Regions from separate parts of the Homo sapiens genome. Here all the other regions are linked to region 1. Evidence: read pairs that join two places in POLR2A ChIA-PET (ENCODE). Cell type or tissue: Panc1. All regions are shown on one strand.

The links. Peaks named below come from ENCODE experiments on the same cell type or tissue, not always from the same donor. Only the 100,000 strongest peaks of a DNase experiment are listed, where the experiment ranks them.
Region 2: POLR2A ChIA-PET joins it to region 1 with 28 read pairs; 4 of 35 experiments call an interaction of 5 or more read pairs at or near these places.
Region 3: POLR2A ChIA-PET joins it to region 1 with 16 read pairs; 7 of 35 experiments call an interaction of 5 or more read pairs at or near these places.
Region 4: POLR2A ChIA-PET joins it to region 1 with 10 read pairs; 2 of 35 experiments call an interaction of 5 or more read pairs at or near these places.

What each region holds. Positions count from the first base shown.
Region 1 is chr19:40,216,114-40,224,113 of GRCh38, reverse strand. TTC9B (tetratricopeptide repeat domain 9B) reads left to right here and starts at 5,730. Exons shown (of 3, transcript NM_152479.6): 1 at 5,730-6,159; 2 at 6,745-6,927; 3 at 7,842-8,000. The coding sequence starts at 5,733. The coding sequence ends at 7,951. It overlaps CCNP (cyclin P), which reads left to right. Exons shown (of 5, transcript NM_024877.4): 4 at 568-726; 5 at 811-1,906. The coding sequence ends at 1,062. RefSeq lists enhancers at 1-295, 3,494-4,693, 6,272-6,862. In Panc1, no CTCF peak of the experiment used is centred here; DNase peaks (open chromatin) are centred at 2,073, 4,083, 5,313, 6,493 and 1 weaker place; H3K4me3 peaks cover 2,499 bases; H3K27ac peaks cover 276 bases; H3K27me3 peaks cover 2,343 bases.
Region 2 is chr19:40,301,206-40,309,205 of GRCh38, reverse strand. It overlaps a transcript of C19orf47 not described here. Among named protein-coding and RNA genes, the nearest start is that of AKT2, 20 kb to the right of the region's middle. In Panc1, no CTCF peak of the experiment used is centred here; a DNase peak (open chromatin) is centred at 3,675; H3K27me3 peaks cover 862 bases.
Region 3 is chr19:40,152,850-40,160,849 of GRCh38, reverse strand. No RefSeq gene overlaps it. Among named protein-coding and RNA genes, the nearest start is that of MAP3K10, 35 kb to the left of the region's middle. In Panc1, no CTCF peak of the experiment used is centred here; a DNase peak (open chromatin) is centred at 4,969; H3K4me3 peaks cover 356 bases.
Region 4 is chr19:39,948,359-39,956,358 of GRCh38, reverse strand. No RefSeq gene overlaps it. Among named protein-coding and RNA genes, the nearest start is that of FCGBP, 18 kb to the right of the region's middle. In Panc1, no CTCF peak of the experiment used is centred here; a DNase peak (open chromatin) is centred at 4,465.

The sequences.
Region 1 (8,000 bases):
GTGTGGTGGTGCACGCCTGTAGGCCCAGCTACTCAGGAGGCTGAAGTAGGATAATTGCTTGAACCCAGGAGGCGGAGGTTGCTGTGAGGTGAGATCGCGCTACTGCACTCCAAAAAAACAAACAACAACAACAAAAAAAAACAAAACAAATCACTTTGGGGAGCCAAGGTGACCTCGTCTCTAATTTAGAAAAGTAAATAAAAATAATATAAACTAGTCCATCTTGAATAGTTACCGTCAACATGCATGAATTCAGTGCCTTATCAGAACTGCCTGGTGAAGCAGGGAGTAGTATCTGTTTTACGGGGGGCGGGGGGTAGCTGAGGCAGAGAGCTTAAGTGAATGTCCTATGTCACACAGTGAGCAGATGATGGGGTTTGAACTCGAACCTAGGTCTTGAACCCAGGACCCTCAAGCCCGTGCTCTCTACGACTTCCAGACACAAGTCAATGGCCCCATTTTACACACCAGGAAACTGAGGTCCGGAACTTGGGGCCTTTCCAGGGCAGGGAGTAAAGAGCCCGGATCCAAGACTCCTTCACCTCCCCCCGCATCCCCCATCTGCAGCCCGCCTTCCTCTGCCTCCTGAGCGCGGACTCCTTCTCACGGGCGGAGCTGCTGCGCGCCGAGCGTCGCATCCTGAGCCGCCTGGATTTCCGGCTGCACCACCCCGGCCCGCTGCTGTGCCTCGGGCTGCTGGCCGCGCTGGCAGGGAGCAGCCCCCAGGTGAGCCCTTGTGAATACGCGGGGTGGGGGCGTGGCCGGCGCGAAGTGGGGCGTGGCCTGACAGTCGCCCCGCCTCACTTGCAGGTGATGTTACTTGCCACCTACTTCCTGGAGCTGTCTTTGCTGGAGGCCGAGGCGGCGGGATGGGAGCCGGGTCGTCGTGCGGCTGCGGCTCTGAGCCTGGCGCACCGCTTGCTCGACGGGGCGGGCTCCAGGCTCCAGCCAGAACTTTACAGGTGTAGTCTTGGCGGAGGAAGTGTATGGGGTCACCGCAGCTTCAGGGACTTACCTTCCTGGTCATTTTTACGGTCTCGGAGAATGAGAGACAATTATTGAGGAGGAGGTGGCACCTAGACTTGATTTTTCTGGGTGTGGGAGAGAATGGGGTGGGAGGACCCCATTAGTCCAGATCTGGGGTCTCTTAACCTTGCCCCAGAGTGGAAGATAGTCTCCCAGGCCCAGAAGATGCTCCTATTGCCTTCCAGGGCTGAGAACGAAGGATCACCCAGGCCTCGAGTCCTCCATCTCTGTATCTGGTGGTGGATGGGGTGTTCCTTTAGCTGCTAGGGCCGCTAACCATGCTACCAGGTGGCAGGGCGAACCATGGTTTCCCTCAGCCTGTGCACCCAGCATAGAGAGGATGGCTGCCCATCCTCAGCTCCCCTCCTTGCTTCCTCGAGTGTTCTGACTCCGCACTAGCCGCGCCCTGTAGGAAGAATAGGGTGTCCACCTCTCCCCGGTGCTCGCCTAGTCACTCCAGTTGAAGACGGGACGCGTGCCCGATCTCAAGAGAGCCCCCGACCCGTCCGTGGGGAACCACATCGACGCTTCTTCTCAGCCTCCAGTCTCCAGTTCCAAGGATGGGTCATCTCCAACCACTTGCCCTGCCTCAGTTTCTCCATCTCCCTGCTGCAGCCCCGAGGAACTGGGCACCCTCGAGCCGTGCATGGCCCGCGCTGCGCTCCGAGGTCCCGCGCCGGGTCGCGCCGCAGTCTTCCTCAAGTATGCGCGGCCCCAGCGCCAGGGGACCAGCCTTGCCGCCGCCTGCCTGCTCCGCCGCCTCCAGTCTGAGCCTCCCTGAGTACTGGGACTCAGTCACAAAAAAATCAACAACAAAAAACAAAACCCTCCCAGTGTGTGTCCGTCTCTCATCTCAATAAAAGAATTTATTTTATTCTGAGCGCTCTCTGCCCTCATTGGTCGAATTCCGGTCCCCTCTCGCTTTTGATTGGTCGCTTTCTAGGCCTCGCATCCCTCTGATTGGATGTGCTCACCACTTCCTTTAATGGTTGCTGGGAGATAAAATGCAAATTCTGAACTCCTCCACCAGGGGGCAATGGCGGGCTTCCCCAAGAGTCATTCAGCGGGATAAAACTGGGATCCCTTAAGGACTGGCAAAAAATCACAAGAGATGGGGACTGTGGGGGAGTTGAGAATGCCCATCCCGGTCAGAAGAAATGCTACCTCGATGTTGCCGGATTTTCAGATCTTATTCAAGTAAACCTGAGATTCTGCAATTCCATATCTGCGTTTAGATGTCAACTAATTCAGTCTTTCTGTTTTTGTTGTTGTTTTAGACGGAGTTTCGTTCTTGTTGCCCAGGCTGCTGGAGTGCAATGGCGCGGTCTCGGCTCACTGCAAACTCCGCCTCCCGGGTTCAAATGATTCTCTTGCCTCAGCTTCCCAAATAGCTGGGATTACAGGCTCCTGCCACCACGCCCGGCTAATTTTTGTATTTTTAGTAGAGACATGTTTCACCATGTTGGCCAGGCTGGTCTCGAACTCCTAACCTCAGGTGATCCTCCCGCCTCGGCCTCCCAAAGTGCTGGGATTACAGGCTTGAGCCACCGTACCCGGCCTAATTCAATATTTCTTAATGGTTGTACAAGCCCAACACATCACATATACTGGGCTATGAAGATAGGTTCTCCCAAGCCTGGAAGATGCTCTGCGAAGGTCATCAGTTTGTAGTAGTAAGTCCTGGATAGTAAGAGTTTTATCAATGGGGTCTGATATACTTAACCTGGGAAGTGCCCAGGTGTCAGTGGGGATAATTATGGTACCAACCTCCTGACACTGTGGTGAGGATGTGAGTTAAAATATACGTAAAGCAGCCAGGTGCGATGGCTCAAGTCTATAATCCCAGCACTCTGGGAGACCGAGGCGGGCGGATCACGAGGTCAGGAGTTTGGGACCGGCCTGGTCAACATAGTGAAACCCCGTCTCTACTAAAAATGCAACAAATTAGCTGGGTGTGGTGGCGGGCTTCTATAATCCGAGCTACTCAGGAGGCTGATGCAAGAAAATCGCTTGAACCCGGAAGGTGGATGTTGCCGTGAGCCGAGGTCACGTCATTGCACTCCAGCCCCGGCGACAGTGCAAGACTCCATCTCAAAATAAATAATAAAAAATAAATAAAAGGGAAAGCTCTTTATGACAATGTCTGACACCTAGGAGGTGTTGTAAAAGTGTTAGCATTGCATCCCAGCAGGACTGTGATTTTAGGTACAGTTGTCCTGTGCTACTGTGCCTGGGTACCTAGGCATTTACTTCGTCAGAAAACATGGTTATGAATCAACGGATCTCCTTTTTTTTTTATTTTTTTTTTTGAGACAGGGTCTCACTCTGTCATCATTCAGGTTGGAGTGCAGTGGTGTGATCTCAGCTCACTGCAACTTCCACCTCTTGGGTTCAAGCAATCCTCCCGCCTCAGCCTTCCAAGTGGTGCACGCCACCACCCCTGGCTAATTTTTTGTATTTTTGGTAGAGACAAGGTTTTGCCATGTTGCCCAGGCTGGTCTCGAACTCCTGAATTCAGGTGATCCACTTGCCCCGGCCTTCCAAAGTCCTGGGATTACAGGTGTGAGTCACTGCGCCCAGCCAGATCTCTGTGTTTTTCATTACAAAACAGACACACCGGAGGTAGGGAAAGGTGTGTGCACTGCTCAAGAACTCAAATTCATGAGTTTTACACTCCTAACTGAGCCTGGGTTTGGAGATGCAGAGAGGAAAATGTTTGCACCCCTGAGGTGTTCAAGGCTGGACCCCAGGGATAAGGGAGAAACTCACTCAGCAAAAGCGTTTTACAGCAAAGTACAATAAGAGATAGAGGCAGATGCTCTGGTTGAGATGGAAGGTGCTGAGTTCTGGTTTCTGTCTGTCACATGTGACCTGCCATGGGACCTCCAGCTAGAGGATGTGCTGTGGGGGTGGAGTTGGGGAGAGTGGGGAGGCCTGGGGCTGAGACCCAAGCTAGAGTCTCAGAGGAGGGGGAGGAGTAGTAATGCATAATGCCATTCACTCACACACTCATTCATTCAACAACTATATATGGATGCTGACTCAGAGCCAGGCACTCATGATCACATGACTCAGAGTCTAATGGACGATAAGAAACACCAGTTGTTAATTGCCCATTAATGTATGAAGCCCTGTGCTAAGTGCCTTACCTGCATAAGATAATTCAGTCTCTGCAACCGCTCTGAGGTTAACTTGCCTTCTATCCTCATGTCGCACAGACGAAGCCGAAGGAGGAGGATCGAGGAACTTGGCCCAGGTCCCACAGCTAAGGAGGCGGCAAAGGAGGACTGAAGGGCAGTTGACTCATTCATCCTCGATTTTTTTCTTGAAAGCCTCCTGCATGCTTCCTTTCCTGGGGACTTGTTTGCCCTCTCACTTGTTTTCCCCCATAGACAGCCGAGCTGGATGAGGGCAAGAAGGAGATCTCTCTTGTTTTTAGAGTTATTCCCTCCTCCAGGAAGACTTTATCACCACCTCAGCCCAGGGCAGGTACCTCCCACATCCCAGCCCCGACCCCTCTGCCTGTGCCTCTTCCACCTCGGCCCCGACCCCTCTGCCTGTGCTTCCCAGGCTAGCCTGCTCAGGGCTGTCACTGTCTGGTCACTGGTCTGTCTTCCCACTGAACTGGGGCCCAGTGAGAGTAGGGTCTGAAGCTCACGCAGTGTCTGCTATGTCCCAGCATCATCCAGCACAGAGCTGGGCACAGAAAGGATGTCAGTGAATATTTGTTTCATAAATTAACAGATGAATCCCAAAGGTGGTATTATTTTTAATTCCTTTCCTTTCCTTTTTTCTCTTTCCTCTTTCCCCTTTCCCCTTTCCTTTCCTTTCCTTTCCTTTCCTTTCCTTTCCTTTCCTTTCCTTTCCTTTCCTTTCCTTTCCTTTTTTGAGACGGCATCTCCCTCTGTCACCCAGGCTGGAGTGCAGTGGCACAATCTCGGCTCACTGCAACCTCTGCCTCCCAGGTTCAAGTGATTCTCCTGCCTCAGTCTCCCGAGTAGCTGGGACTACAGGTGCACGCCACCACACCAGGCTAATTTTTGTGTATATATACAAAAATTTTGTATATATTGTATATTAGTAGAGACGGAGTTTTGCCATATTGGCCAGGCTGGTCTCAAACTTCTGACCTCAAGCGATCCATCCACCTCGACCTCCCAAAGTGCTGGGATTACAGGCGTGAGCCACCTCGACTGGCCCTAAAGGTGATATTATTGTGCCATGTTACTGATGAGGATACAGAGTTCCAGGTAGTTTAAGCGAGCTGTCTAAGTCATACCACTAGTGAGAAAGTAAGCAGGGATTTGAATTTGGGAAGCTTGGGTCCAAATCCTGTGTTCTCATTCGATATGCCAAATGGCCAGTGGGCTGAGAGCCAGCTTTCCGTGAGGCTGATGTCTTCCTGCTCTTTCCCCCAGGCTCGTCCTTTCCTTCTAGAAATCTTCGGGAGCTTTGGGCACCGGGGAGGAGAGCAGGCAGGAGGTTGGGGAGGGTAAGGGGAATGGGAACAATTCGGGGGGCGGGCTGGAGAACTAGGACTTGGTTAATTTGAGAGTGAGCATGGGGGAAGTCTCGAGGGGTTTCCCTAGACCCATAGGGGGCAGCCGGAGTCGGCTGCCGGAGGTGAGGGGGCGGAGAAAGGGTGGGGACCAGCCCCGCGGGGGGCGATGCGGTAGCTGCAGCGGCGGCGGCAGGAGTTTCCCACAATGCAGCGCGGCGCGCTGTCCCCGGTGCTGATGCTCAGCGCTGCCCCGGAGCCTCCGCCGCGCCCGCCTCCCGCCCTCTCCCCACCGGGCTCGGGCCCAGGCTCGGGCTCCCGCCATGGCTCGGCTCGTCCCGGTCCTACCCCAGAGCCGTCGGGGAGCCTGGGCGCGGCGCTCGACAGCAGCCTGCGTGCCGCCGTGGCGTTCAAGGCAGAGGGCCAGCGCTGCTATCGAGAGAAGAAGTTCCGGGAGGCCATCGGCAAGTACCACCGAGCGCTGCTGCAGCTGAAGGCGGCGCAGGGGGCCCGCCCTAGCGGCCTGCCCGCCCCCGCCCCCGGGCCCACCAGCAGCCCCGGGCCGGCGCGCCTCAGCGAGGAGCAGCGGCGCCTGGTGGAGAGCACGGAGGTGGAGTGTTACGACTCCCTCACGGGTACGCCGTCGGGGGGTGGGGGGATGGGGCACGAGGGGAGGGGGCAATCGGGAGAGCTTGGCGACTTGGGGGCCAGGGGCCCTGGGGCTGAAGGGTCCAGGGCTGTGGGCTTCTGGGGGAGCCTTCAGAGCTTGATCAAGGAAAGGGATTAGGGGTAGGGGATGACAGGGGTCTGTGGCTGGAGGGAGCTGGGATGCAGGAAATGGTCTTTGGGTCGGGTATTCAGGGCCTCGCTTCCCCTGAGTCATTCTTTCCACCCCCTGGCCGCACGTGGACCCAAGGTGAGGAAGTCTGCCCTGAGCCAGGCTCTCGAGGTCCCGGCCCTCGCCCCCGCGCGGGGCCTTAGTGCTCTTGCCCACCGACAGCTCTGGGTGGATCGCCCAGTGGCGCCTGTCCGTGTTTTGGCGCCCCCTAGCAGCGGCGCAGTTGCGCCTGTTTCGATAGGCGAGCGGATTGGCGCCCCTGGTTGCCGGAGCAATCCCTTAGGCCTGGTTCCCTGCCGCCTGGAGCCTCGGCTCCTCGCAGTCAGGTGGGTTCTGGGGGTGCCAGCAGGCTCTGAGAGTGCCGGCCGCGGGGCCCTCGCAGCTTGCCTGCTGCAGTCGGAGCTGGTAAACTACGAGCGCGTGCGCGAGTACTGTCTCAAGGTACTGGAGAAGCAGCAGGGCAACTTCAAGGCCACCTACCGTGCCGGCATTGCCTTCTACCACCTGGGCGACTACGCACGCGCGCTGCGCTACCTGCAGGAGGCCCGCAGCCGGGAACCCACAGGTGAGTGGCGGGGCGGGGCAGAGGTGAGGGCTGGGCCCAGGGCGGGGAAAGGGGCTGCAGCGGAGGGAACAGGCAGGAAGATCAGGGCAGAATAGCAGAGCCCTCCTCCCGCGGAGCTGCTTCTAGGTAGGGCTGCGCCACCCACCTACTCCCTACACGCCCACTCATCCATTCATCCACCCCGCCCTTCACCCGCCATTCAAACATCCGTCCACCTATCGCTCCTCTGACATCTCCCCGGCCATTTCTCATCTACCGTCATTGCCACATCTGATATCTCCTATTCACCTGCTCAGTCACTTCCCTATCCACCCACTGTCATCTCCATTACCCCGTCCCACCCCTGCCTACCGCACACACTCATTCCTCCACTCACCCATTCACGCACACCTATTCATTCACTTCCTGCACCATCCACTCATCCACTCGGGTGGACGATGCCAGGAAATTGGGGTGTGTGTGTGTGTGCGTGCATGTGTGCACTTACACACATGAGTGCAGGAGGGCAGACACAACACTCAGTTTTGTATTAAGAGCCAATGAAGAAGGAAGAGGGATTACAACAGGTGCAGGGTTGTGGGAGCCGAGACGAGATTAGTTTTCCTGTTAAGTGGCTCGGAGAGAACAGACTTCTTGCAGATGTCGCTGGAGGATGAGAAGTGTGACGGGAGCCTCTGCGAAGAGGCATTCCTGGCAGAGGGTGCCGCAAATACAGGCGCACAGAGGTGTGCGATGGCTCCGCTGTGACTGGGGACTGCCGACTGTGACTGGGGCTTTGGGGAAGGGCTCTGGCTCTACTGGCTGTGTGAGCGAGCTGCTGGATACTTCGGAGAATGGGGTGTGAGCCAGGGAGGTGTGGAAGTCACCTGCTGCCCCGGGACACCCAGATGATGCCCTGCCCACCTCCCCTGCAGACACCAATGTGCTCCGCTACATCCAGCTGACTCAGCTGAAGATGAATCGTTGCAGCCTCCAGCGGGAAGACAGTGGGGCTGGGTCCCAGACTCGGGATGTAATTGGCTGAGGCCAATCCAGGGGGACCTCTCTATCCCTCGCCCTCCCACCTCACCATG
Region 2 (8,000 bases), 85 kb before region 1:
AAAAAAAAAAAAGAGAGAGAGAAATAAAGTGGCTGCTGATTATGTAGCTGAACCTACTAGCCATTATCACTGGAGGAGAAATCAGAATTTTCTTCAAACAAACCTGATCATTTTCAATATCCACTTTTATTTATTTGTTTATTTGAAACGTGGTCTCACTGTGCTGCCTAGGCTGGAGTGCAGTGGCATGATCACAGCTTACTGCAGCCTTGACCTCCTGGGCTCAGGTAATCCTCTTGCTTCAACCTCCCAAGTAGCTGGGACTATAGGCACATGCCCGGCTAATTTTTTAATTTTTTGTAGAGACAGGGTCTGGCCATGTTGCCCAGGCTAGTCTCAAACTCTTGGGCCCAAGCGATCTGCCTGCTTTGGCCTCCCAAAGTGCTGGGATTACAGGCTTGAGCCACTGTGCTTTTGTTGTGTATTCTTATAAAATGTTCTATTCTGGGCGTGGTGGCTCACGCCTGTAATCCCAACACTTTGGGAGGCTGAGGCGGGCGGATCACTTGAGGTGAGGAGTTTGAGACCAGCCTGGCCAACATGGCGAAAACTTGTCTTTACTAAAAACACAAAAATTTGTCAGGTGTAGTGGCATACGCCTGTAATCCCAGCTATTTGGGAGGCTGAGGCATGAGAATTGCTTGAACCTGGGAGGTGGAGGTTGCAGTGAGCCAAGATTGCGCCACTGCACTGCAGCCTGGGTGACAGAGCAAGACTCTGTCTCAAAAAAAAAAAAAAAAGTTGACTTTCTGGCTGGGCGTGGTGGCTCACACCTGTAATCCCAGCGCTTTGGGAGGCTGAGGCGGGCAGATCACCAGGTCAGGAGAGCGAGACCATCCTGGCTAACATGGTGAAACCCCATCTCTACTAAAAATACAGAAAATTAGCCGGGTGTGGTGACACGCGCCTGTAATCCCAGCTACTCTGGAGGCTGAGGCAGGACAATTGCTTGAACCTGGGAGGCAGAGGTTGCTGTGAGCCGAGATTGTGTCACTGCACTCCAGCCTGGCGACAGAGTGAGACTTCGTTTCTAAATAAATAAATAAATAAATAAAGTTGCCTTTCCTCCCTCCAGACATTTTACAGAGTACTTGGTCCTGAATTATCAGTAGAGCATATCCTGGCCATCCTTAAACCTTCTTGATTGTGTGTTATTATGAAGAGCTTGATCCTACAGCTGTGTGATCCACAAGTTACTCAACCTCTCTTCAGTTTCCTCTTCACTAAGATGAGAGTAATAATTAGCCGGGCGTGGTGGCGGGTGACTGTAATCCCAGCTACTTGGGAGGCTGAGGCAGGAGAATTGCTTGAACCCGGGAGGTGGAGTTGCAGTGAGCCAAAATTGCATCACTGCACTCCAGCCTGGGTGATAGAGCAAGACACTGTCTCAAAAAAAAAAAGCCACAAAACCAAAAAAACCAAGATGAGAGTAATAATAGCACCTATCCCATGGAATGGTTTTGGGGATTAAATGAGTCGATTAGTGTGAAAGGCTTAAAACAGTACCTGGCATACAGTGTTGATACCTAATTTTATCTCTGAAATTTCCTGTAATCCCAGTACTGTGGGAGACAGAGGCAGGTGGATTGCTTGAGCTCAGGAGTTCAATACCAGCCTGGGCAACAAGGCAAAACCCTGTCTCTACAAAAAATACAAAAATTAGCCAGGTATGGCGGCTACTAGGGAGGCTAAGGCAAGAGGATCCCTTGAGCCCAGGAGGCAGAGGTTGCAGTGAGCCGAGCTCATGCCACTGCATTCCAGTCTGGGTGACAGAACGAGACCCTGTCTCCAAACAACAAACAAACACACCTGCTCGGGTATGGTGGCTCATGCCTGTAATCCCAGCACTTTGGGAGGCAGAGGTGGGTGGATCACTTCAAAACAAGAGTTCGAGACCAGTCTGGCCAACATGGTGAAACACAGAGTCTACTTAAATACAAAAGTTAGCTGGGCATGGTGGCATGCGCCTGTAATCCCAGCTACTCAGGAGGCTGAGGCACAAGAATCACTTGAACCGGGGAGGCAGAGGTTGCAGTGAGCCAGGATTGCACCACTGCGCTGTAGCCTGTGACAGAGCAGGACTTCGTCTCAAAAAAAAAAAAAAAAAAAAAAAAAAGGGCCGGGCGCGGTGGCTCACGCCTGTAATCCCAACACTTTGGGAGGCCCAGGCGGGCGGATCACGAGGTCAGGAGATCAAGACCATCCTGGCTAACATGGTGAAACCCCGTCTCTACTAAAAATACAAAAAATTAGCCGGGCTAGGTGGCGGGCGCCTGTAGTCCCAGCTACTCAGGAGGCTGAGGCAGGAGAATGGCGTGAACCCCGGGGGGCGGAGCCTGCAGTGAGCCGAGATCGCACCACTGCACTCCAGCCTGGGCAACAGCAAGACTCTGTCTCAAAAAAAAAAAAAAAAATTTTAATGACATTCTTACAGGCTATAAAATAACTTTTTTGGTAATGCTTTATTTTAGTATAATTGTAAACTTTTAGAAAAGTAACAAGAAGCCTGATGCAGTGGCTCACACCTGTAATCCCAGCACTTTGGGAGGCTGAGGCTGGCAGATCACCTGAGGTCAGGAGTTCAAGACCAGCCTGACCAACATGGTGAAATCCCGTCTCTATTAAAAATACAAAAATCAGCTGGGCGTGATGGTGGGTGCCTGTAGTCCCAGCTACTCAGGAGGCTGAGGCAGGAGAATCGCCTGAACCCGGGAGGCGGAGGTTGCAGTAAGCCGAGATCTCGCCACTGCGCTCCAGCCTGGGCAGCAGAGTGAGACTTGGTCTCAGAAAAAAAAAAAAAGTAACAAGAGTACAAAGGATTTCTGTATACTCTTTACCCAGATTTGCCAATTGTTTACAATTTGTTCCATTTGTCTTACTGTTCCCTCTTCTCCCCTCCATAAGGATACATGCATCATCTATATCTATTGTGTTATGAGCCATTTGAGAATTAGGTTGGAGAACATCATGTGTCTTTCTTTACCTCAGGACACTTGTGTGTAGTTCCTAAGATCAAGAACATTCTCTTTCCTTTTTTTTTTTTTTTTTTTTTTTGAGACAGAGTTTTGCTCTTGTCGTCCAGGCTGGAGTGCAATGGTGCGATCTTGGCTCACTGCAACCTCCTTCATCTGGGTTCAAGCGATTCTCCTGCCTCAGCTTCCCCAGTAGCTGGGATTACAGGCGCCCACCACCACGTCCGGCTAATTTTTGTATTCTTTAGTAGAGATGGGGTTTCACCATGGTGGGCTGGCTGGTCTTTGAACTCCTGACCTCAGGTGATCCACCTGCCTCAGCCTCCCAAAGTGCTGGGATTCCAGGCGTGGGTCACCATGTCTGGCCGAACATTCTCTTTCATAAGCACAGTACAACTATCAAAACAAGAAATTTAACATGGACATGATACTTTTATCTAATGCAAAATTCATGTTCCAATTTCATCAATTGTCCCAATAACGTTCCTTATTGCTGTTTTTTCTCCTGGCTTGGAATCCAATTCAGGATCACATGTTACATTTATTTATTTATCTTTTCCGAGACACCCTGGTGACTTAACATGTTGCATTTAGGTGTCGTGTAAGAGCTTCCTTTTAGACAGTGAATGTTCAAATATAATGGTCCCGCAAATTGCTCTAGGAAGACTTGATGCCTGCAAGACATAGCTGGGTTTCTGCAGGGATGACCAGCTCATGTGGCGCCATCTTGTGGCAAGTGAATAGAGTTTATAAATCCACTGGGCAGCTGTGAAATTTTTCTCTTCTTGAAAAAGATCAGGTGGTGTTTATATTATTTCAGTTTTTCTTAGTAATGTGGGAGGCTGTGTTGTAAGGATTTTTCTATTTCAAATCTACCTTTTTTTTTTTTTTGAGACAGAGTCTGACTGTGTCGCCCAGGCTGGAGTACAGTGGCACGATCTTAGCTCACTGAAACCTCTGCCTCCCAGGTTCAAGCGATTCTCCTCCCTCAGCCTCCTGATTAGCTGGGATTACAGGTGCCCACCACAACGCCTGGCTAATTTTTGTATTTTTGGTAGAAATGGGATTTCGCTATGTTGGCCAGGCTGGTGTCGAACTCCTGATCTCAGGTGATCCGCTCTCCTTTGCCTCCCAAAGTGCTGGGATTACAGGCATGAGCCACCGCGCCTGGCCTAATTTTTTGTATTTTTAGTAGCAGGCTGGTCTCAAACTCCTGGCCTCAAGTGATCCGCCCACCTCAGCTTTCCAAAGTGCTGGGATGACAGGCATGAGCCACCGTGCCTGGCCAACTCGGTAAACAGACAAGTTCAGACCTGGAATAAAAATCAGCCTAGTACAGAGCTTTAACCTTCCTAATCAAAACTGCATTTGGTAAACAAATATTTTTTGATCCCCAAGTCCCAACTATGTGCCTGGTGTAGGGGAGCAAAAAATGGCTTCCCTGTACCCTTCTAGGTTCTTTGACTGGGCTACATATTAAATTGACATAAGGCAGATTAACAGTAGAAAAAAACTCATTTTAATTAAGTAAGTATGCACAGGAGCCCCACAATATATGAGATTCAAAGAAGGGCCAGATGATTGAAGCTTATATAGCATCCTGAGCTACAGAAAAAAGAGGGGCTTGCGGCTTCTAGGAGGTGGTGGTGACCTAAATTATGGGAGGGTGCAGGGAGGAAGTGTATGGTGAATAAAAGTTGTCTTGTTATGCAGATTATAAGTCTCTTAGTTAAGAAAAGTTGTCCCAGAAGAATAGATCTGGGCGTGGTGCCAACCTCCAGTCTCATCTCCTGTGATCTGAGCTCATCTTTCCTGATTGAGAAGATTCCTGGGGAGGGGATTCGTGACACTGAAGTTCCTTTTGGAGGATCCGTGTTTAGGTAGATAAGGGAAGGTCAAAGAAAGTCCTCCCTGCCCTTGCTGTTCCCCAGGTTCCCTCCATTTGAAGTAATCAGTCTATCAAAGGGATGTATTTTGGGATGGCATTTCTCGAACTTCTTCATTTCTCCTATCTGAAACTTCTCTAGAAGTTCCACATGCTAAAAGTTGATTTGGTGGTGGATGACAGAAAAATCAGATTAGTGTTTGAATAGTATGAGACCTGGGACTAGGTCAGTCCAATTAATCAGTTCTGTCTCATTCCAGGAGGTGGTGTGGCAGGTGGGCTGCCATCACAGTCAGGCCTCTGTATGGCACAAGCAAACAGGTATTTAATAAGAGGAAACAAAAGAATAAGGTTAATGTTTGCAGCAATCTGTAAACTAGTTTCTGAGCCTGGAGGGCAGCCAATTGACATGATTTCTAGATGCTGGATCAAAGCATTTTCAGTTGGAGTAGGGGCAGGCAGTGATAATTTGACACAGATTTTCCTGGTTGCAATTTGCATTAGGGGTTCCAGTGAACTTTTTTTTTTTTTTTTTTTTTTTTTTTCAGACAAAGTCTCGTTCTGTCGCCCAGGCTGAAGTGCAGTGATGCGATCTCGGCTCATTGCAACCTCTGTCTGCCAGGTTCAAGCGATTCTCCTGCCTCAGCCTCCTGAGTAGCTGGGACTACAGGCGCATGCCACCACGCCCGGCTAATTTTTTGTATTTTTAGTAGAGACGGGGTTTTACCGTGTTAGCCAGGATGGTCTCGATGACCTTGTGATCCACCTGCCTCGGCCTCCCAAAGTGCTGGGATTACAGGCATGAGCCACTGTGCCGGCCTTTTTTTTTTTGAGAGTCTCGCTCTGTTGCCCAGGCTGGAGTCAGTGGTATGATCTCCGCTCACTGCAAGCTCCGCCTCCTGGGTTCACGCCATTCTCCTGCCTCAGCCTCCCAAGTAGCTGGGACTACAGGTGCCCACCACCATGCCCAACTAATTTTTTGTATTTTTAGTAGAGATGGGGTTTCACCGTGTTAGCCAGGATGGTCTCGATCTTCTGACCTCGTGATCCCCCCACCTCGGCCTCCCAAAGTGCTGGGATTACAGGTGTGAGCTACTGCGCCTGGCCTGTTTTTTTTTTTTAGATGGAGTTTTGTTCTTGTTGCCCAGGCTGGAGTGCAATGGCACAATCTTGGCTCACTGCAGCCTCCGCCTCCCAGGTTCAAGCGATTCTCCTGCCTCAGACTCCCAAGTAGCTGGGATTACAGGCACCCGCCACCCCGCCCGGCTAATTTTTGTATGGGGTTTCACCACGTTGCCCAGGCTGGCCTTGAACTCCTGACCTCAGGTGGTCTTCCCACCCCGGCCTTCCAAAATGCTGGGATTATAGGTGTGATCCCAGTGAACTTTCTGATTAGTTTGTATATTGGTAGGCATGAAGGTGGTGTATACCTAAGTGTTTGTGGTGATTTATCTGAAGTCTCTATCAAGTCTTCTAGTTTTAGCTTGCAGGGCTTCAGGAAAGGAAGTCTTACTTTCAGTAACTCCAAGTCAGAAGGGAGAAAGACTGGAAATGTTAGTTTGGAGAGTCATAGCCAGACATTTGAGGAAACTGGAAGAATTCAGGATCCACTCAAGTTTCCAGGTAAATAACAAACCCTCCACAACAATGAACTAGAATCTAATAATGGATACACTATAGTTTTCTTCTGAAACATGATTTTTCTTTGTACAGTCACCCCCATTTCTGCCAGACACAATCACAATGAGATCAATTTGTTGCCAGGAGTGGTGGCTCATGCCTGTAATCCCAGCACTTTGGGAGTCGAGGCAGAAGCAGATTGCTTTAGTCTAGGAGACCAGCCTGGGCAACATGGCAAAACCCCATCTCTATAAAAAATACAAAAAAATCAGACGTGGTGGCACACGAAATACAAAAAAATTAGACATGTTCGTGCATGCCTGTAGTCCCAACTACTCAGGAGGCTGACCTCAGAAGGATCATCTGAGCCTGGGGGGTGGAGGCTGCAGTGAGCCGTGATCCTACCACTGTACTCCAGCCTGGGTAATAGAGCAAGACCCTGTTTCAAGGAAAAAAATATCAATTTGTTGCAAAATAAGGTTGGTCTCTTATTAAACTTGGCCTGATTATTTATGTAAGAGCAGTAAGAATAATGATTGATTGTAAAGATTCTTTTTTTTGCTTTTTGGAGATGGAGTCTTGTTCTGTCGCCTAGGCTGGAGTGCAGTGGCACGTTCTTGGCTCACTGCAACCTCTGCCTCCCGGGTTCAAGCGATTCTCCTGCCTTAGCCTCCTGAGTAGCTGGGATTACAGGTGCCCACCACCATGCCCGGCTAATGTTTTGTATTTTTAGTAGAGATGGGGTTTCTCCATGTTGACCAGGCTGTTTTCCAACTCCTGACCTCAAGTGATCCACCTGCCTCGGCCTTCCAAAGTGCTCGGATTACAGGCATGAGCCACTGTGCCTGGCCCAGATTGGACCTTTTTTTTTAAGATTTTTTTCCTAGACAGAGTCTTGCTCTGTCACCCAGGCTGGAGTGCAGTGGAGTGATCTTGGCTCACTGCAACCTCCACCTCCCAGGTTGGAGTGATTCTCCTGCCTCAGCCTCCCAAGTAGCTGGGACTGCAGGCGTGGGCCACCATGCCCAGCAAATTTTTGTATTTTCAGTAGAGATGGGTTTCTCTATGTTGGCCAGGCAAAGCTTCTCAGGCCAGGCGCGGTGGCTCGCACCTGCAATCCCAGCACTTTGGGAGGCTGAGGCAGGTGGATCACGAGGTCAGGAGTTTGAGACCAGCCTGACCAACATGGCGAAACCTCGTCTCTACCAAAAATACAAAAATTAGCTGGGCATGGTGGTGGGTTCCTGTAATCCCAGCTACTCGGGAGGCTGAGGCAGGAAGAATCTCTTGAACCTGGGAGGCGGAGGTTGCAGTGAGCCAAGATCATGCCACTGCACTCCAGCCTGGGCGACAGAGCGAGACTCTGTCTCAAGAATAAATAAATAAATAAATAAATAAATAAATAAATAAATAAAAGCCTCTCAAGGTTATGAAGCCAGGGACTTGCCATCAAACTATGCCTATGGCACTATAATACTGTAGGTATTAAAAAAAAATTATAATCTGTCAGCTCAGTCCCATGT
Region 3 (8,000 bases), 63 kb after region 1:
ATACTGCACCAGTGTACTCCAGCCTGGGTGACAGAGCGAGCGAGACCCTGTCTAAAAAAAAAACCAACAAAAAACCCCAACACTGTGAGTTAAGTGCCATTTACCACATTTCAAAGAATAGAACTCTAACAGCTAACATTTCAATTATTTATTATTTAAAAAAAAATTTTTTTTTTCTTTGAGACAGAGTTCTAGTCTTATTGCTCAGGCTGGAGTGCAATGGCACGATCTCGGCTCACTGCAACCTCCGCCTCCTGGGTTCAAGTGATTCTCCTGCCTCAGCCTCCCGAGTAGCTGGGATTACAGGCATGCGCCACCATGCCCAGCTTATTTTGTATTTTTAATGGAGATGGGGTTTCTCCATGTTGGTCAGGCTGGTCTTGAACATCTGACCTCAGGTGATCTGCTGTCTCGGCCTCCCAAAGTGCTGGGATTACAGGCATGAGCCACCGCACCCAGCAAAAAGTTTTATTTTTAGATACAGGGTCTTGTTCTGTCTTCCAGGCTGGAGTGCAGTGGTGCAATCATAGCTCACTGTAGTCTTCAACTCCTGGGCTCAAACGATCTTTCTACCTCAGCCTCCCAGGTAGCTGAGACTACAGGTGTGCTCCCCCCACCCACACACACCTAGCTGATTTTTAATTTAATTTGATTTTTTGTAGAGATGGGGTCTTACTATGTTGCTCAGACTGGTCTCGAACTCCTGGGCTCAAGTGATCCATCTCTGCTTCCCAACGTGCTGGGATTGCAGGTGTGAGCCACTGCCCCCAGCCCACCTAATATTTCAGTTCTGTCTAAAATCTCCAGCTCTGTACTCTGGACTGAACATTCACTGCCTCAGTTAATCCTCCATGCAATGAATGAGGCACTGTTGTCAACATCATTCTTCTGTAGGAAAAGAATTCAGGCCTGGTGAGCTCAATCTCTTTCCCAAGGCCAAACAGCCAGCAGCTATCTCACCAAGCAGCTTGACACCAGCGCGCTCACTTGTAGCCACAACACGCCATAGCTTCTGCTCTGCTATTCAGCGGAAACTCAGATCATCCTAAACTTGGCCAAAGTTGAATAAGAATTGGCTGGGGCTGCATTTGAACATCTTTTTTCCTCCCAGCTTTATTAAAGCATAACTTAAAAATAAAAATTGTATATACTTAAGATATACAAGGTGATTTCTTTCTTTCTTTTTTGAGATGGCGTCTCGCTCTGTTGCCCAGGCTGGAGTACAATGGCGTGATCTCGGCTCACTGCAACCTCCGCCTCCCAGGTTCAAGCAATTCTCCTGCCTCAGCCTCCCGAGTAGCTGGGACTACAGGTGCGCCACCATGCCTGGCCAACTTTTGTATTTTTAGTAGAGATGGAGTTTCACTATGTTGGCCAGGCTGGTCTCAAACTCCTGACCTCGTGATCCACCCGTCTCGGCCTCCCAAAGTGCTGGGATTACAGGCATGAGCCACCACGCCCAGCCTTTTTTTTTTTCTTTCTTTCTTTTTTAAATGAGACAGGATCGATCTCTGTAGCCCAGGCTGGAGTGCAGTGGTGTGATCACGACTTTACTGCAGCCTCAAACTCCCAGGCTCAAAGTGATCCTCCCGCCTCAGCCTTCCAAATAGCTGGGACTCTAGGCGTGCACCACCATATCCTGTCAATTTTTAAATTTCTTTTTTTGTGGAAATGGGGTCTCATTGTGTTGCCCAGGCTGATCTTGAACTCCTGGGCTCAAGCAATCCTCCCACCTTGGCTTCCCAAATTGCTGGGATTATAAGTGTGAGTCATTGTGCCTAACCTACAATATGATTTTTAAAATACATTGTGAAATGATGATCACAATCAAACTAATTGACACATTCATCACCCCATACAGTCACCTGTTTATGTGTGTGGTGAAAATATGTAAGGCCTACTCTGTTAGCAAATTTCCAGTATATAATACAGTATTGTTAACTACAGTCAGTCACCAAGTTTTACATGAGGTCTGCAGAACCTATTCATCCTATAGCTGCAAGTTTGTATCCTTTGACCAATATCTTCCCATGTCCCTCCTTCCCCCTGAATCCCTGTGGCCACCCTTCTCTCTATGTAAATTTGGTTTCATCAAAAGTCATTTTACATGTATTCAACAAGGGTAGGATGAGTGTCTACTATAGGGAAGATATTGTGCTCAAAATGTGGAATCTGAAGATGGAAAGCCACAGTTTCTGCCCAACAGAAGGTTTAGCATGGTGGAAAGACAGTTGAGTAAACATTTACCATCGAGCTCATGGAAGGGAGGTACTGAATTCAATAGGATCCCACACAGCCTAGAGTTTGCCTCAGAAGTCTTCACAAAGGAATTCATGCTGGAGAAAAACTGAAGAAGACCTGTCAGAAATCACCTGATTTGAAAAGAAAAAATGTTGCAGTAGAAAGGGTGGGGAGTGGGGAAAGCAAAGTCAGGCTGGGCACAGTGGCTTATGCCTGTAATCCTAGGACTTTTGGAGGCCAAGTGGGGAGGATCACTTGAGCCCAGGGTTTCAAGACTAGCCTTGGCAACATAGTGAGACCACATCTCTACAGAAAATTAAAAAAAAAAAATTAGCCAAATGTGGTAGCAGGCATTTATGGTCCCAGCTACTCAGGAGGCTGAGATGGGAGGGTCGCTTGATCCCGGGAGGTTGAGGCTACAGTGATCTATGATGGAACCATTGCACTCGGGAGCCTGGGTGACATAGTGAGACTCTGTCTCAACAAAAAAAAAACAAAAAGCAAAATCACCCTTTTAACCAGATAACCTTGCAAGCTTATTAGCCTTTGAATTTAAGGAAAAGCTTGGTAAATGATTGCAGAATCATTTATATCCCCTGATATTATTTTATAAACCATCTCTAATTTTCAAATCAACCACAGCTTTTTCATTTATGGAATTAATCTAAAGCTGTTCCAAGCCTTAAAATGAATTTAAGGCCGGGTTCAGTGACTCACACCTGTAATCTCAACACCGAGGTTGGAGGATCACTTGAGCCCTGGAGTTCAAGGTTACAGTGAGATCTGCCCAAGCTACTGCATTCCAGCCTGGGTGATACAGTGAGACCCTGCTTCTAAAAAATTAAAAAATAAAAGAATTCAAGTATAAATATCTTTAGCAGGAAAGAAAACCTAGCAAGTTTCATTAGCACTGGGAGCGTTATCTTTCTTCTCCTTGGGTGTCAGAAGCGTGAGAACAGTAAATACTATGTAATTCAAAAATACATTTGCTTCAATTTTCTTTGGCCTTCAAATCCAGCTAACATTGAGCTGATCAGAAGTTAACTTCCATTCTTAAAGTGGAAGCACATCTTTTGATCTGATGTTTTCTTCTAAAAAAGGGGTTTGGCTGGGCGGACAGTGGCTCATGCCTGTAATCCCAGCACTTTGGGAGGCTGAGGTGGAAGGATTACCTGAGGCCAAGAGTTCAAGACCAGCCTGAGAAACAGGGCAAGACCCTCTCTCCAAAAAAAAAAAAAAAAAAAAAAATTAGCTGGCCATGGTGGTGTGGGCCTGTAGCCCCAGCTACTTAGGAGACTGAGGTGGGAGGATAGCTTGAGTCCAGGAAGTTGAGGCGTCAGCCAGCTGTGATCGCGCCACTGCACTCCAGCGTGGGTGACAGACCAAAACTCTATCTCTAAAAAGGGGGGCTTAATATGCTTTTTTTTTTTTGGTTTGAGACAGAGTCTCCCTCTGTCGCCCAGGCTGGAGTGCAACAGCATGATCTTGGCTCACTGCAACCTCTGTCTCCCAGGTTCCAGTGATTCTCGTGCCTCAGCCTCCCAAGTAGCTGGGATTACAGGTTCACACCACTCTGTCTGGCTAATTTTTGTATTTTTAGTAGAGATGGAGTTTTACCATGTTGGCCAGGCTGATCTCTAACTCCTGACCTCAGGTGATCTGCCCACCTTGGCCTCCCAAAGTGCTGGGATTACAGGTGTGAGCTACTGCCCCCGTCTAATCTTCTTTTTATCCGGATGAGGGACTAGTGTATTAAAAGCATAGAAAATGGAGAATATGATTTATTTTTTAAAAATTCAAAGATTTATATATTTCTGGAATGTCAAGTTCAGGAGAGGAGATAAAACTGGGCTGTAACTGAGGATAACTTTGAGGAACATTTTATACCTCATTAAAAAGTTGAAATTTCACCCTGGTTGGCTGGTAGGTAACTATGGAAAACTTTTGGCAAGAGTCTGAAATGATCAATTTTATCTACTTATAAAGCTCCTCTCAATGGCAGCCCAGAGGACGGATTGGAGAGGACCAGGAAGATCATAAACAGTCAGTATCAGGCTGGGCCAGGTGGCTCATGCCTGTAATTCCAGCACTTTGGGGGGCTGAGGGAGGTGGATCACCTGAGGTCAGGAGTTCGAGACCAGCCTGGCCAACATGGTGAAACCCCGTCTCTACTAAAAATACAAAATTAGTCAGGCGTGGTGGTGCTTGCCTGTGGCCCCAGTTACTCGGGAGGCTGGGAGAATCGCTTGGACCCAGGAGGCAGAGGTTGCAGTGAGCCAAGATCGCACCACTGCACTCCAGCCTGGGCGACAGAGTGAGACTCTGTTTAAAAAAAAAAAAAAAAAGTATCAATTACAGAGTTACTGTCTCTGAGCTCCAAACGCACCATCCTGTGCCCTGCTTTGTGATGCTGGGACAAGCAAGCCACATTTCTGCTTTGCCAGATGGTTCTATGTTAGGCTCTGGCAAGACAGTTTGCTAGGAGACTGCAGAAGTAGGGTAATCAACTCGTCCCACTTTCCCCAGATCTTTCCCATTTTTAGCACTGAAAGTTCTGCATCCCGGAACCCCTTCCACGGGGGCTGGTCACCTCCAGGAGAAGGGACTTTTGCTTCCTGTCTGCCTGCTTTTTTCGTGAGTGTTACCCCAGCAACACTTCACTTCAGAAGCAGCATCAGCAATTCCTTCCTGTGGCAACCACGGTAAAAGTTCGTGCCCAGTTTCCTCCTCTGTCTCTTCTCCTAACTGACTTGGGCTCCCTCGTGTGGTCCCCCATGGAATCATATGCCCCTTCCTCTTGGGAACTGTGAGTAACAAACTGTCTTTTCCATAGCAATCATCTCCTCATCTGTTACCTCAAAATTTCTTTCATTTTCTTTTTTTTCTTTTCGAGACGGAGTTTTGCTCTTGTTGCCCAGGCTGGAGTGCAATGGCACGATCTTGGCTCACTACAACCTCTGCCTCCCAGGTTCAAGCAATTCTCCTGCCTCAGCTTCCTGAGTAGCTGGGATTACAGGCACCCACCACCACATCCAGCTAATTTTTGTATTTTTAGTACAGACGGGGTTTTACCATGTTGGCCAGGCTGGTCTTGAACTCCTGACCTCAGGTGATCCACCTGCCTTTGCCTCCCAAAGTGCTGGGATTATGGGCATGAGCCACTGCGCCTGGCCTCTCTTTTTTTTCCTTTAGAGACAATGTCTAGCTCTGTCACCCAGGTTGAAGTGCAGTGGTACAATCTCGGCTCACTGTGGTCTCCACTGCATGGGCTCAAGAGATCCTTCCACCTTAGCCTCCTGAGTAGCTGGGACTACAGGCATGCACCAACATGCCTGGCTAATTTTTGTATGTTTTGTAGAGATGTGGATTCACTGTGTTACCCAGACTGGTCTTGAACTCCTGGGCTCAAGCAATCCTTCTGCCTCAGCCTCCCAAAATGGTGGGATTACAGACAGGAACCACTATGCCCAGCCTCAAATTTTCTATTAGTATTACATCTTTTTTTTTTTTTTTTTTTTTGAAACTGAGTCATGCTCTGTTGCCCAGGCTGGAGTGCAGTGGCACGATCTCAGCTCACTGCAAGCTCTGCCTGCCGGGTTCACTTCATTCTCCTGCCTCAGCCTCCCGAGTAGCTGGGACTACAGGTGTGTGCTGCCACGCCCGGCTATTTTTTTTTTTTTTTGTATTTTTTAGTAGAGACAGGGTTTCACCATGTTAGCCAGGATGGTCTCGATCTCCTGACCTTGTGATCTGCCCACCTTAGCCTCCCAAAGTGCTGGGACCGCGCCTGGTCTACGTGATATTTTAAGACAGGAGGGTAAGCACTGAAAACCATTTGGCAATTAAGTATTGATTATTTGGGTGAGAGTGGTGAAGTTACTATTTTAAAAATAGCTTTCCAGCTTCTACAGTACTCCAGGGCACAGTAGGCAGGCCTTGGGAGTAGATGCAGGGCATCCGTTCTCCATATCCACGGTGGAGGGGCAGGGCCCAGTTACCACTGATTTTGCAGAAGATTAGTCGAGCTGAAGTACCAGAGGCAAGCTTGTTCAAGGGCTGTGGCTGGAGGGTTAGATGCTTGGCTGATGAAAAATTGATGCCACAAGAATTCAGGAAAATGGGACTTAGTAGTCTAAGACAGGGATTCCCAACCCCCAGGCTATGGACTGATATGGGTCCATGGCCTGTTAGGAACTGGGCTGCACGGCAGGAGTGAGCAGCAGGTGAGCCAGGGAAGCTGAGCTCCGCCTCCTGTCAGATCAGCGGTGGCATTAGATTCTCATAGGAGCGTGAACCGTACTGTGAACGGTGCAGGCAAGGGACCTAGGTTGCTCGCTCCTTATGAGAAGCTATTGATAAATGTAATGTCATTGAATCATCCCAAAACCATCCCCCCATTCCCACCTCACCCACCCTACCCATGGAAAAATTGTCATCCACAAAACTGGTCCCTGGTGCCAAAAAGGTTGGGGATCGGTGCTCTAAGATGTCAGGGTTTAAAGAATCAATTAATTTGGCTGGGTGCAGTGGCTCACACTTGTAATCCCAGCACTTTGGGAGGCCGAGGCAGGTGGATCACAAGGTCAGGAGTTCGAGACTACTGCGGCCAACCTGGCGAAACCCCGTCTCTACTAAAAATACAAAAATTAGCCAGGCCTGGTGGCAGGCGCCTGTAATCCCAGCTACTCTGGAGGCTGAGGCAGAAGAATCACTTGAACCTGGGAGGCAGAGGTTGTTGTGGGCCTGAAGAGGGTTTTCTTTCTAAATGGTAAGGCAAAACTTTATGTGGAGAAGACTCTAGATGTTTCTAGATGTTTGCCCTTCACTTCCTGCCGGAGACGTGGATGTGCAACCTGGAGATGCAGGAGTTATTTTGCAACGAGGAGGAAGAAAGACACAGGGTTGGATGATGAAGCAGGAGCAGAGGAGCACATCTTATTTTTATTTTTATTTTATTTTTTATTTTTGTTGTTAAAAAAGACAGAGTCTCACTCTATCACCCAGGCTGGAATGCAGTGGCATGGTTATAGCTGAGTTCAGCATCGAACTCCTGGGCTCAAGTGATCCTCCCACCTTGGCCTCCCAAAGTGCTGGGATTATAGGAGTGAGCCGCTGCGCTGGGCCTGGGAGCCTATTTTATCAGCCTATGGTTGTAAAATAAAACATATATACAGAAAATGACACCAAATTGTTGGGTGTGGAGGTATGTGCCTATAGTCTCAGCTACTTGGGAGGCTGAGGTGGGAAGATCACTTGAGCAGAGGCAGTTGAGGTTGCAGTGAGCTATGACAGTGCCACTGCACTCCAGCCTGTGGAACAGAGTGAGATCCTGTCTCCAGAAAAAGAAAGAAAAAAGGAAGGAAGGAAGCCAGCTACACCAAACGAAAGTCTACCTTAATGAGATAAGACAACAGCCTTTTAACTTCCACTTGCTTCAAGAACAGAACATTGCTGGGCACCCCAGGAACCCCGCCGTGTTCCCCATTGCAGTCCTCTCCCTGCTCCCCTGGGTAGCCACTGTGCTGTCTTTTTTTTTTTTTTGACGGAATCTTGCTCTGTCACCTAGGCTGGGTGACAGTGGCGTGATCTCGGCTCACTGCAACCTCTGCCTCCCGGATTCAAGCAATTCTTTTGCCTCAGCCTCCTGAGTTGCTGGGACTACAGGTACGTGCCACCAGGCCTGGCTAATTTTTGTATTTTTAGTAGAGCGGGGTTTCACCATGTTGGCCAGGTTGGTCTTGAACTCCTGACCTCGTGAT
Region 4 (8,000 bases), 270 kb after region 1:
CCTATCAGATTGATAACATACTCTTGCCAAGGTTGTGGGAAAATTGGCACTCTCACATTGCTAGTGGGAATGAAAAATAGTACGTGCCTGCCTGGCGTGGTGGCTCATGGGCCAGGCACAGTGGCTCATGCCTGTAATCCCAGCGCTTTGGGAGGCTGAGGTGGGCGGATCACCTGAGGTCAGGAGTTCAAAACCATCCTGACCAACATGGAGAAACTCCATTTCTACTAAAAATGCAAAATTAGCCGGGCGTGATGGCACATGCCTGTAATCTCAGCTACTCGGGAGGCTGAGGCAGGAGAATTGCTTGAACCCAGGAGGCAGAGGTTGCGGTGAGCCAAGATCGTGCCATTGTATTCCAGCCTGGACAACAAGAGTGAAACTCCGTCTCAAAAAAAAAAAAGTCAAGTAAAAAAAGTAAAATAAAGAACAGTGTGAGCTGGGCGCAGTGGCTCACTTCTGTGATCTCAATAGTTCGGGAGGCTGAGGTGGGAGGATCACCTGAGGTCGGGAGTTCAAGACCAGCCTGGCCAACATGGTGAAACCCGTCTCTACTAAAAAATACAAAAATTAGCCGGGCATGGTGGCACACACCTGTAATCCCAGATACTTGAGTGGCTGAAGCAGGAGAATCGCTTGAACTTGGGAGGTGGAGGTTAGTGAGGTGAGATCGTGACACTGCGCTCCAGCCTGGGCGGCCGAGTGAGACTTGGTCTCATAAAAACAAAACAAAACAAAACAAAAAGAAGAAAACACAATGTGTATGATATGCTATAATATGCTACCTTTTGCAAAAGAAGGAAAGGGAAATGCACAGACACGCACACTTGTATATGTATGTCTTTCCCTATATTTTCAAAGAGAAATGATGGAAAGTTGAATGAAAATCCCATAAAAATGGTTACTCACAGGAGAAGGGAGGAAATGTGGAGAGGACAGGGATGGCAGCTAAAGCTCTGTGAAGATAACTTATTGTCAAGTTTTGGCTCTGGAACTGTGCAAATGTTTTACAAAATTAAAAATATTAAAGGCAGTTCCTCCCCTAGTGCTCAAATTATAGTGTCTAAATTCAATTTGGGGCCAGGCACGTGGCTCACACTTATAATCCCAGCACTTTGAGAGTCCAAGTCAGGAGGATCACTTGAATCCAGGAGTTTGAGAGCAGCCTGGGTAACATAGGGAGACCTTGTCTCTACAAACAATTTAAAAATTAGCTGGGTGTAGTGATGCACGTCTGTAGTCTCAGCTACTTGGGAGGCTGAGGCAGGAGGATCACTTGAGCCCAGGAGGTCAAGGCTGCAGTGAGCCATGATCATGCCACTGTACTCCAGCCTCAGCAACAGAGCAGGACTTTGTCTCAAAATAAATAAATAAATACAATTTGGTAATCATAGGAATTGTGGCTCTTTTAGAAATGGATGATTGTGGTTCTGGGTAGGAAATGTACCATAAACCAAGACAGCTCCCACTGGTCTAAGGTTTGACCACTTCAAATGTTAAAAATCCATGCATTCATAAGGATATTACATACACACACACACACACACACACACACACACACACGCACACACACGTTTTGGTTACCTTTAGAGAGAATGTACTAAAACTGAAAATTGAAGCATTTAAGTTGCTTTTTCTGTATTAACTACAATTTAGGGTAACCAGAGAATTAATGAGGGGATGCTTCTTTGTATAATAGCATTGTAGTTAATAAATGAAGAGAAAATAATACATTAAAAATCCCCATTTTGCAAAGCCCTGGTGAAATAATGGAACTAGACAGGTTTCCAGATTTAGCCAATAAATGGCATGGGACATATTTATACTAAAAATTAATTGTCACCTGAAATTCAAATTGAACTGGAGGTCTTGTATCTTAGTTAGCAACTCTACATCAAGGTAATGATCAACAATGGATATTAATATCATTGAGACAGATGCAGAAAAATCATTTGATAAAGTTAAACATCTATTTATGATTAAACAATTAAAAGTAGAAGGAAACTTCTTTAATACAATAATGTATACTTTCAAAAATGCTACGGTAAGCATCATACTTAATAGCAAAATATTGAAAACAGGCTGGGTGTAGTGGCTGATGCGTGTAATCCCAGCACTTTGGGAGGCTGAGGGAGGTGGATCACTGGAGCCCAGGAGTTCGAGACCAGCCTGAGCAAAAACCCCATCTTTACAGAAAAATACAAAAATCAGCTGGGCGTGGTGGCATGTGCCTGTAGTCCCTACTACTTGGGAGGCTAAGATGGAAGGATCGCTTGAGCCCAGGAGGCAAAGGTTGCAGTGAGCTTAGATTGTGCCGCTGAACTCCAGCCTGCGTGACAGAGCGAGACTCCCTCTCAAACAACAACAAAAACCAATGGAAAGTATTTTCTTTGTGATCAGAAGCAAGACTAGGATGCCCCCATCATATCTTTTATTCAATTATCTATTGGAAAGCCTAAAGAAAAGTTATAAAGATGAGAATGGAAGGAATTAAACTAATTCATAAGCAATATGATTGTATGTGTAGAGAACCCAAAAGAACCTACAAATACATTATTCAAATAATAAATCATTTTATTTATTGACTCCTGGTTTTGTGACAGGCAAGCTGGCTGACTTCCTGTTTTGATGTGGTCCAGAGAAAAAGAAGAAAAGCCCCTTACTCAAGATGTAGCTTACCTAATCTCCAGCCAATCAGCATCAAAGGCCCAAGAAGCTAGTAACCACAAGTTCCTGCTTTAGGGGCCTAGGGACTTCCCCAGGGACCTGCAAGTACAGCTAGGCTTGTTTCAACTTTTCCTTATTTTAATGCTAAAAATCATGCCCAGAGGTGATTTAAAATGCTAATGTTATATACAATGTATGAAAAAGCGTGTTGAACCACTGTGCAGGCACCAAAGAAATCCCTCCTAAACATTCAATGACAGGCACGTCACAGCAGCTAGGCCCCTATAAGACAGATCAACCTGCTCCCTTTGGGGTGCAGCCCACCCTTTTCCTTTTGCAGTGCTGACCTTTCTTGTGCACAAGCTAAAATAAACATTCTCTTTTTCTTTCTTTTTTTTTTTTTTTTTGAGATGGAGTCTTGTTTTGTCGCCCAGGCTGGAGTGCAATGGCACAATCTCAGCTCACTGCAACTTCTGCCTTCCAGGTTCAAGCAATTCTCCTGCCTCAGCCTCCCAAGTAGCTGGGATTACAGGTGTGCACCACCACACCCAGCTGTTTTTTTTCGTATTTTTAGTAGAAATGGGTTTTCACCATGTTGCCCAGGCTGGTCTTGAACTCCTGGGCTCAAGCAATCCACCTGCCTCAGCCTCCCAAAGTGCTGGGATTACAGGGGTGAGCCACCACACCCAGCAATCTCACTTGATTTCTATCCTGGAAGACTACAAGAACCAAGGATGATTGTAACATCTCCTGGTACCCCAGATGGGACCCTCATTTTAGGTCCCCACAGGAGTTAGCAAGACTTCCTGGAGGACAGAGGCAACTGACCAGGTGGTAACAAAGGTGGCCACTCTGGACCATTGCTTTGGTGTTGGTGCTTTGGAGAGTCAAGTCTGGACCCTAGGTGAGTCTGCTCTTCTTCTTCTCTCTCTCTCTCTCTCTCTCTCTCTCTCTCTCACCAGATGCCCAGTAAATGGCATGGCCAGGATTATATCTGGCCATCTCCTCTGCGTATTTCTTACCCTTTCCAAGATTTGAAACTTTCACCAGGAGTACAATGAGTGAGGACTACTAGAACATCTTGTCAAGTCAAAGGAAATGTTAGACTAAACTTAATACATTAATCACTAAACCTATCTGGATTGTTCAAGAACCGGCCAAACCAATCCTTGCCTTGACTTATGTCTGACATTGATAAGGGCCTCTTTCTTTCTTTTGTCTCTCCTTCTCTCCCTTATTTTTGGAAATTTGGGTGGGAAGTTGGGGTGATTCCAGTTAGCCCTTCTGGGAAACTTGCGTAGGCAGTTGGAGTGATTCTGGCTGGCCCTTCTGAGATTGGTCTAGGGAACTGCCCCAGACATGTGTGGGCTAGGTACCAGCCGGCAATCTGGAATTCTCTTTTGTTTCAAATACTGAAACCACTCAGTATTTTCCCTGACCGTATTCTTCTTTGTGGAGCCTGGACGTTTATAATCTGTTTTGTCAGTTGTCTGAATGGAAATGCGTTCTTGTTTCTGGTCCTTGTTGCATGGGTGAAGCCACCCTCCAGGATTCTTGGAAGGAAGCCTTACTCATTAGGCCAGATGAAATTTTTCCTCTGTCTAGTACATCATCTCGTTTCTTGTTAGAGTCCATGTAAATAAATGTGGGTGTAGAGTAAGTTCTACTTGGAGCTGATGTAAAATCTACTACTTGCTAGACTTTGTGGGTTGAAGCTGGCAAATCCAAGAGCTAAAGGCTCTCAAGCCCCCTCGTTCTGCTCTCCTCCCTCTGTCCTCTTTGGCTTGCTTAGTTCTTGCCAGGGATTTGAAGGTCTGGGATGAGTCAGACCAGGATGTGTGCTGCAATTGTGAAGACTGTCAGAGTCAGAGGCTGCATCCCTCACCAGACCTCTTGATTACAGGACACCAGCTCTACCATGGGAAACACTACAGACGTCCCAAAAGATTCCCCCCCTTGGATGCATCCTCTGTAATTGGGATCAGTTTAAATGAGATATTACAAAGAAAAAGAAGCTCGTGTTTCTCTGTGATGTTGCTTGGCCTCAGTATCCCCTGGGGTACCAAGAGAAATGACCTGAGAATGGGGTCCTTCAGTTACAACATCATTTTCCAATTGGATATATACTGTAAAAAATTCTAATAAATAGCTTGAGATTCCATACATGCAGGCCTTCAGGAAATTATATCTGGATCTCAAACTCTAGGACTCCTGCCAGGTTTATATGGTACCTCTCAAGCAACAGCTGAGAGATGAGCCAAGTCCTGTCTCAGATTTTAACCCCTAGGGCTCAATTCTCTCACTACCTTTCTAAGGGCAGGGTGGGAAGCAGGCCTCTCTGCTACTGTGGATCCTTTCTCCTTCTGTCTGGAGCCTCCTCCATACCATGCTGGGTCAGGAAGGCTTTCCCCTTCTACTCCTCAACAACCCTCAGTGCTGTCCCCAGTGTGGCTCCAACTGGGCTCCAAGTCAGCACCCTCCTTCACTTCCCCACCATACCAGGGCTGCTTTCCCCCTGGGAGGTAACGGATGGAACTAGAGGGGCAACTCAGGTACATGGACCCTTACCAATGTCAGACATAAATCAAGGCAAGGATTGGTTTGGCCGGTTCTTGAACAATCCAGATAGGTTTAGTGATGAATTTATTAAGTTTAGTCTAACCTTTCCTTTGACTTGACAAGATGTTCTTGTAGTCCTAACTCGTTGTTGTACTCCTGGTGAAAAAACTCGAATCTTGGAAAGGGTAAGAAATATGCAGAGGAGATGGCCAGATATAATCCTGGCCATGTCATTTACTGGGTATCTGGTGAGGCAGTCCCAGAGCAGAACCCGCAATGGGTTTATACGGATGACAGGGACTGGTTAAGGATCAATCACTTCCTTAATTGCATATCAGAGGGTGTCAGACAAAACCAGTAAAGTATAATAAAGTAAAATAATTGCTCAGGAAGTGGATGAAAATCCAGCTGGGTACCTTAATAGGCTCTCTGAGGCTTTTAGAAAGTATAGTAACATAGACCCAAGGACCAATGAAGGCCTAACACTTCTGGCCATGCATTTTATAACCCACGCTGTGCCAGACATTTGGGAAAACCTTCAAAAGCTGAAAGCTGACCCTTAGACCCTTCAAGCAACGTTGGTAGCAGAGGTCTTCAACATTTTTAACAACTGGGACCAGGCAGAGAAGGTGTAGAAAAATGAGAGAATAAAAAGGAAGACACACATTTTGGCTGCTATAATCATAGGCCCACCTTGAGGTGACCTTAGGTAACAGAGAAACCTGAATGCGGGGGGGTGGGGATTAAACCCCACCCAATGTCCATGGAAATGGGGTGCAACCAGTGTGCTTACTGTAAGAAGAGGCACTGGAGAAAGGACTGTCCATTCTTTTCTGGGAAGCCAGGATGGAGTAGACCTCCCCAGCCCACTCCTCTTGTTGCTGGCCTCTCAAATAAAAAGGCTACCCCCTCTGAATGAGGTGTTCTCAAATGCTTATCTGCCTCCAGTCCTGAAGAGTTCCATCACCATCACCACTGTGGAGCCTTGGGTCACCCTCAATATGGCAGGTAGGAAACTGAATTCCTTATGGATACCAGAGCCCCCTACTCTGTCCTGACCCATCCTGATGGATCTCTGTTCAGCGCCAGTTGTACAGTGACGGGAACAGATGGACAACCCAAGGTAAGACAGTTTACCTTTCCTTTGACTTGTAAAATTGGATCTAAGGCTATCACTCATTCCTTCCTATATGTCCCTGAGTGTCCCCTTCCTTTAATGGTTCATGACTTATTATCTAAGTTGGGAGCCTCAGTTTCCCTCCAGGGGAATGCCATACAAGTCTCAGTGCCTCCTGAGAAAGGAATCCATTTACTGGCCCTTTTGGTTCCCCAAGATCAGAAGCTACCCCCAGTCCTAGAAAAGATATTGATTTGAGTGGAAAAGTCTGTATGGGATACCAACATTTCAGGACAGGTCATCAATGAGGAGAATATTAAAATAAAGCTTAAGCCAGGCCTACCCTACCCACGCAAGCCAAAATACCATTTGAGGCCAGAAGCCCTACAAGGGATATGGCCCCTCCTGGAAACATTGATACAGAACAGACTAATTCAGCCCTGCAGTCCCCTTGTAATACTCCAGTCCTGCCTGTGAAGAAACCAAATGTAGAATACCAGTTTCTTCCACACTTTAGAGTAGTGAATGACTCAGTTGTTCCCACACATCCTTCAGTCCCTAATTCATACACACTCCACTCTCAAATCCCTGGGTGCACACAGTTTTACACTGTACTGGATCTAAAGGATGTTTTCTTTAATATATGCTGCATCCTGACTCCACCTACATTTTTGCCTTTGAATGGAAGGATCCAGAGACTCAGGAAGCTCCCCACTGTACTTGGACAGTGCTACCCCCGGGGTTTCCAGATAGCCTCCACCTCTCTGGGCAAAGCCCTGGAAGTCCTAATTCAGAAGCTAGGGCCTGTCCAAAGGCCAGTGACTTATTTTTTAAATCAACTGGACCCAGTAGCCCAGGTGTGGCCTGGCTGTCTTAGGGCAGTGGCAGCCACCAGCCTCCTGGTCAGGGATATCTCCAAACTCATGCTAGGCCAATCCCTTGAAGTTTATACTCCTTACCAGGTCCAGAATGTGTTGGAAATCAAAGGGAGCCACTGGCTAACTCGGGGAAGGTTAACTCAAAATCAAGCCCCACTGTTAGACACCCCAGACTTGACCTTAAAGATATATGAGTCCTTGAATGCTGCCACCCTCCTTCCCTTGCCCACCTTGGGGACACTGGAACACACCTATGTGGAAACTTTGGAGCAGATCTATTCTAGTTGGATAGATTTACGGGAGACCCCTTGAGAGAATCCAGATGAAGAATGGTTTACAGATGGGGGTTGTTTTGTAGAAAATAGAGCCTGCAGGCCAGGCATGGTGGCACGCCACCACACCCAGCTAATTTTTTGTATTTTAGCAGAGACAGGTTTCACCATGTTGCCCAGGCTGGTCTCGAAGTCCTGGGCTCGTGATGCGCCTGTCATCCCAGCTACTCAGGAGGCTGAGACAGGAGAATCGCTTGAACCTGGGAGGCGGAGGTTGCAGTGAGCCAAGATCACGCCATTGCACTCCAGCCTGGGTGACAGAGCGAGACTCCATCTAAAAAAACAAACAAACAAACAAATAAAATGGAGCCCGGAAGGCAAAACATGCTATTGTCAGCCTACGCTGGACCAGAGAGGCAAAATAACTTCCCCTAAGCACTTCAGCTCAGGAAGCAGAGCTCCAAGCCTTAGTTAAGGGCTCTTCAGCTTGAAGAAGGGAAGAGACTT